Regions from separate parts of the Mus musculus genome. Here region 2 is linked to region 1. The links are chromatin loops, found by intact Hi-C in ENCODE. Cell type or tissue: heart. All regions are shown on one strand. Links, peaks and the distances in the headings refer to the core of each region. The heading gives the core; the rest is flanking DNA.

The links. A loop is a pair of places that touch in the nucleus more often than their neighbours do. Peaks named below come from ENCODE experiments on the same cell type or tissue, not always from the same donor. Only the 100,000 strongest peaks of a DNase experiment are listed, where the experiment ranks them.
Region 2: it touches region 1 in a loop (2.3-fold over the local background); 1 of 42 quality-filtered maps calls a loop at or near these places.

The regions. Positions count from the first base shown.
Region 1 is chr13:101,833,274-101,836,105 of GRCm38, forward strand. No RefSeq gene overlaps it. Among named protein-coding and RNA genes, the nearest start is that of Pik3r1, 66 kb to the left of the region's middle. In heart, for the core only: no CTCF peak of the experiment used is centred there; a DNase peak (open chromatin) is centred at 1,578.
Region 2 is chr13:101,781,021-101,783,852 of GRCm38, forward strand. No RefSeq gene overlaps it. Among named protein-coding and RNA genes, the nearest start is that of Pik3r1, 14 kb to the left of the region's middle. In heart, for the core only: no CTCF peak of the experiment used is centred there; no DNase peak of the experiment used is centred there.

The sequences.
Region 1 (2,832 bases), core at 105-2,604:
ACTTGGAAATAAAGTTGGTGGGACAGTATTTGAAGCTGTCATACCCCCTCTCTTGCATGAAGTGTAATACAAAGCTTTGGTGCCTGGCAGCTCTGACTTGCATTGTTGGCCAATGGCACCAACAGCCTGAACTAGAGCTTATGGTCTATTGACATGTTAATGTAACATCTGTATAATGAGGCTGGTACTATCCTATTCATATTACAAAGAAAATTTAATGTGAAAAAGCCTGATACACTAGGTTTTGTTTCCTACTTCTCATAGAGAGGTATCAATTAAATGATCACTTGACGTTTTTCATTGAGTACTATAATTATTGTTGTTTCTGTTTTCTAACTAAAAGAATATATATATATGTCTATAACTATATAATTTTCTAACTAAAAGTGTATATATATTTATTCATATATAAATATAAATACACAGTATATTTATATATGGATAAATATAAATATATAACAAATATAAACAAATACATATAATATATTTTGGTAACTAAAAGGATATACATCTATAAATCTATATTATATATTATATAAATATAGATTTATAATTATAAGCATATAATATATTATATATTAATGTATAAATTATTTTATGTTAACATTATATATTAAAATATAAGATAATGTAAAAATAATGAATAATTAAAATAAATAGAATATAAATAAATAAAGTAATATGATAACAACAGTAATTAATATATAATATATTTTATATATTATAAATATATGTATAATCCTTTTAGTTTATATATATATATACATATATATGCACATACATATATCCATATATATATATATATATATATATATATATATATACATATTATTATATATACTTTTGCTTTTAGTTAGGAAATAAAGCATTTCATTCATTGAGGACTTCCATTATATACAGGACTGTATCACCTAGCCTTTAAAATTCCTTTACTTTATATAATTTCCCATTGTCCCATGTTTTACCACAGGAAGTGGGGTGCTTATGGGGTTGTTTGGGAATAATCTGGAGAGGGGATAGGAATATGTGAAGCTCTAAGGATTCACCTACATGCTGGCACAAGAAATAATGAGCGTGTCACGGAAGAGGAAAAGAAGGTGAGAAGAAACTCAGAAACGTTGATAAACAGGAAGTATATATCATTTGCTCTTATCAAGTGAGGATAGATATTCTAACAAACAGAAAAATTCCTTAAGCACTGACTAGAGAGATACTCTTTCAGGCTTTGTGAAATAAAAAGGAAAAGCAAAATAACGAAGAATCTAAGTGTCCAAGTGCTGGTTAACCGAGAGTTGGCTCTACAAAGAACGAAAACATCTGTTGGCTTCTTTGAAGGAAAAACAATCCCGTTGGGTTTTTTACTGCAACAAATCCTGTTCTCAATTTTCTGGTTGGGAGTGATCCAGGAAAAAACTGACCTCTCCCATTCTGGTAATGAATTTCTATTCCCTTTTGAACTTTAAATATGTTAATTTAATCCCCAGATGGTCACCAAAAATATGTATTGTCAAACCCTCAATCTTGATGTATGCTCCAGAGCTAGTCCTACCCTGTTACTCCTTGCTCCGTTCCAAACTTAGAGCTCACCAAGGGGAAGATGGCCTGTTCTGGTCTAGTCCAGGCCTGCCTTTCCAGTGTTTACAAGAATTTTGCCCTTTTTGTCATGATGTCCCTTCACTGAGTGGAAGTGTTCCCAACTCTACAATTTCTGAGATTGGCTAGGAAGAGTCAGTGGAATGCTATCAAAACCACATCACATCTCATTTCTGGATTAGAAATCTCCAGCATTCGGAACACATTATCCTACAGTGAGTATCTCTCAACTAGGAAGCAAATTAGGTATGAGTTAATTCAAGTGCTTGCCTTCACAGGAACAAAGACGTGTAGTAAATTAACCTTAAAGCTAAGGGGCTGATATAATCCTAGGTATATGCAGAGGGATGAAAGCGTACAGATGAATTTGTGGCCTAATGTGATGCTGGCTCTTGTTCTCTCTCACTGTTTAGTGGTCAGAACAGACTATTTATAAGGTGGGAAGCCAGCTCTTTAACATTGGATTTGCTGCCATCTGCTATGTTCTGGGACCCACACAGAAGGAGGTTTAGAGCCTATAGGAGATTTGTTCCTGTCTCCAATATATTCCACACCCTGTCTCTAAAGCAATCCAAACCTTCTAGCTTGGAAGGGGATCGAAACAGCACATGCACAATTATTAGATGGATATCTAAGCATCAATTCAAGCATTTTATACAGAGTATGAACATCATGAGGGTGTGATGAATCTGTTCATGAAATTTGTGATCCACGATACAGTATGAGCTTTTGTGACAGGGTACCCATAAAGTAAGCCACAGACTTCCCACCCAGAAATGGATCCCTAAGAGCAGGTGAGACAAATCCACATTGCTGCAGCATAAAGATAGGCTGGCCACGGAGATTTGGTCCTGTTCTATGTCCAATAGTGATTTTCAGGTGTCTGTCTACATATTTGTTTTCTTTCTTGTTCTGCAAGCATTAGAACTGACCTATAATATTAATATATGGACAGGGTATTACTATAAAAAAGCCATTCGCATTATCATTAGGTATTTTCGATGCCAATAATATACTCTTTTAATAAACTCATTTCCAAATCTTGGAATCTTTATCTCCTCATGTTCTTTCCCATTGGTTGGCCACTTCCACTGGTCTGTTCACTTTAGGTTTCAATAACTAAAACTTTATCTCCTCCAATACATTAAACTATGATCTATCAACTGATTATCAGCTTCTATCTTTTTTGCTCTCTTCTGTCCATATTCCCACTGTGCTTATAACTCAAATTTCTCCTTT
Region 2 (2,832 bases), core at 62-2,561, 52 kb before region 1:
TCTCTCTGTGCTAATGTGGGTTGCCTACTGAGGACTCCACGATGGATTATTTTATACATTTTGGTCGTATATGTGTTTAATGGGTTTTTTTTCCCTGCCAATAAAATAAGTCAATTCAAGATGAATTTAAAGTAAAAAAGAGCAGGTTCATTTGTGGGCAGCTCTTGGATGATTTGACTGGTCCCCCAAAGCAGGACCGTGGTCTCGGTAGTTGGGAAAGAGAGGGTTCAAAGACCAGAGAGAGAAATCCCACTCTTAGGAATAGGATGGTGGGGAAACAGACTATTGATTGACCCGTGAGGGGTGGATCCAAGTCTATTCCATGAAGCTTACAAGGATCCTTTTAAACATACAAAATGAGACAAGTATTAGACATGTTAGCCTTACCGTTGCTTATAATCTGTACTGAACCCTACGTATTCACACCTCTGTGTCACAGTAGAAACTTGGGAAATGGTTTTGAGTTAAAAGCATGAACACTCTTTAAGGTGCGCTCAGGGAAGACAGAAACCTTCTGTGGAGCAGAAGGGCAAATGCTCACTTGCTCTTGGTTTCCAGTTCGACTCCAGGCCGTGAAAGAGGGCCTTCTTCCCTCTCCCCAGAAGGCAGGATGTGTATGGATCTATCACAATGAGAAGTATTTATTTATTTATTTATTTATTTATTTATTTATTTATTTAATTTTCAGCCATTGCCCACCCTTGTGCCCCCTCCCAGCTAGAAGACAACCAAAGGCAATTTAAAATCTTGACTTTGTGACTACTGATAACAGTGGAAAGCACTTCACCCGAGTTAGACTAATTATTTTATTATTTTATTTTATTTTATTTTATTTTATTTTATTTTATTTTATTTTATTTTATTTTTTGGAGACAGGGTTTCTCTGTATAGGCCTGGCTGTCCTGGAACTCACTTTGTAGACCAGGCTGTCCTCGAACTCAGAAATCTGCCTGCCTCTGCCTCCTGAGTGCTGGGATTAAAGGCGTGCGCCACCATGCCCGGCTAGACTAATAATTTATCAGAAGTCCATTGATTAATGCTAAAGCTCTAAACCTTGAAGTCTCAGTACAACAGTAGCATACTGAGGGAGAAGAATCGGAAGCAGTTTTTCATCGTTTTTATATACCTAAAATCAAGAATCACCATTTAAGCTTTCTCATCCTCCAAACTACGTGACTCGGATTTACCAACCTTAAAACGCTTTCTTAGATCTTCACACCATAGCTTTCATATCCTCAGACCTTATGTAAACTTTATACTTTTCCTATCCAGTTATTCACAAGACACAGGTGGTGGATGACTGGGAGCAGTCACTGTAAAGAGAGTTCCTTTAGTTAAAGGAATAGTAAAAAGTTACATTGGAACCTGTTTTCTGAGTCTGGTAATGAAGTAAACTGTGTCTAGACCTAGTAATGGTGGCTATAGGAGAGTGAACCCTGTTGCTTGATTTTTACACACGAGGAGAAGGCAGTTGGAACTTTGGTTTCTCTGCTGTTAAGCCGATCAGACGTTTTTTAGTTTAGTCTTCACACACATCAGAGACCTGAGAAGCATAAATGTCATCTGTGTAAGCAGGAAGTGCATTGCAGACCAACCTGCTTCTGCGTATATACAAATAACAGAGACTTACCACACTACTCTGACAATCTGTCGCCCAAGGCTCCTCTGTGGTAGATGGGACACCAGGCCCAGAAAATCTGACAGACTTTTCTGTGATGCAGGAATTTGGGGGAGGGGAGCTGTCCTACCTTTTTCTAGGTAAAGTGGGGCAATCAACTTCCCAGTGTCCTGCCTGTCCACAGTTTGCACAGTGTGCTCTCAGCTTGCCTCATGTAAAGCAAGTTTGAGGGGCCCATCTTGTTTTGAGGAGATTAGGGTTACTGTCAGGAGCTAGATGTCTATCACAGAAAGGATTTTTATTAAACATTTTAAATGTCATATTCTACAGATCTCTGAAGGGTTTGAGGATCTATCTAATGTTTATTTGGATGGACAAATTTTGCTTGATTCTAGTTGTCTATCCTAGGTTTAACCTTGAAAACATATGCAGGAAGATAAATAAGGTTTATTCCTGTAATGAATTACATGCATACTTAGCATGACTACAGCTATAGTTCTGAACACATTAAAGGACTGGATCATTTATAAGTGACTATTAACTTGTATTTCTTAATTATCATTAACAGTTTATAATAATTTAGTAGCTACCATAAGACTAGGAATTTGGGTTTAGCCCTTTCAGGCTTAAGCCTTGAATATCATGATTTTTGAATTGTAGTCCTTTTAATATCAAAATAAAACTTTTTTGTTTTTTGTTTTTTCAAGACAGGGTTTTCTGTGATAATAGTCCTGGCTGTCTTGGAACTTGCTCTGTAGGTGGGATGAGGTGCTGGACTCAAGAGATCTGCCTGCCTCTGCCTTTTTTCTCTCAATTGCTGGGACTAAGGGCATGTGTCACCATGCCCAGCTCAAAATAAAACTTTTTAATCATAGATAAGCTCCATAGGGAGACTAACAACTTTGCTGCTCCTGAAAATAGGCACAGTAAAGAAACCAAAATAGCCATTCTGTGGGGAAAAGGGTTATTCTAAATTGCAATGGCTGTCCAGAAGAAAAGGAGGCTTATAAGCCGGGGTAGGGCTTGTGAACAGGGACTTGGGGAGCCTTGTGGCCAGCACTGACCTTGGCTGGTTAATAGGTACCATAATTATGTGTTAATGGAAGGGCCACAAGTTCCCCCCTGGCAAAAATAAGGAGACTGACTCCCATTTTAGCAAGTAGGAAGTTTCTTCAAACCTCTGAGGGAATGGGGTCTTTGTTTAAATGCCTGAT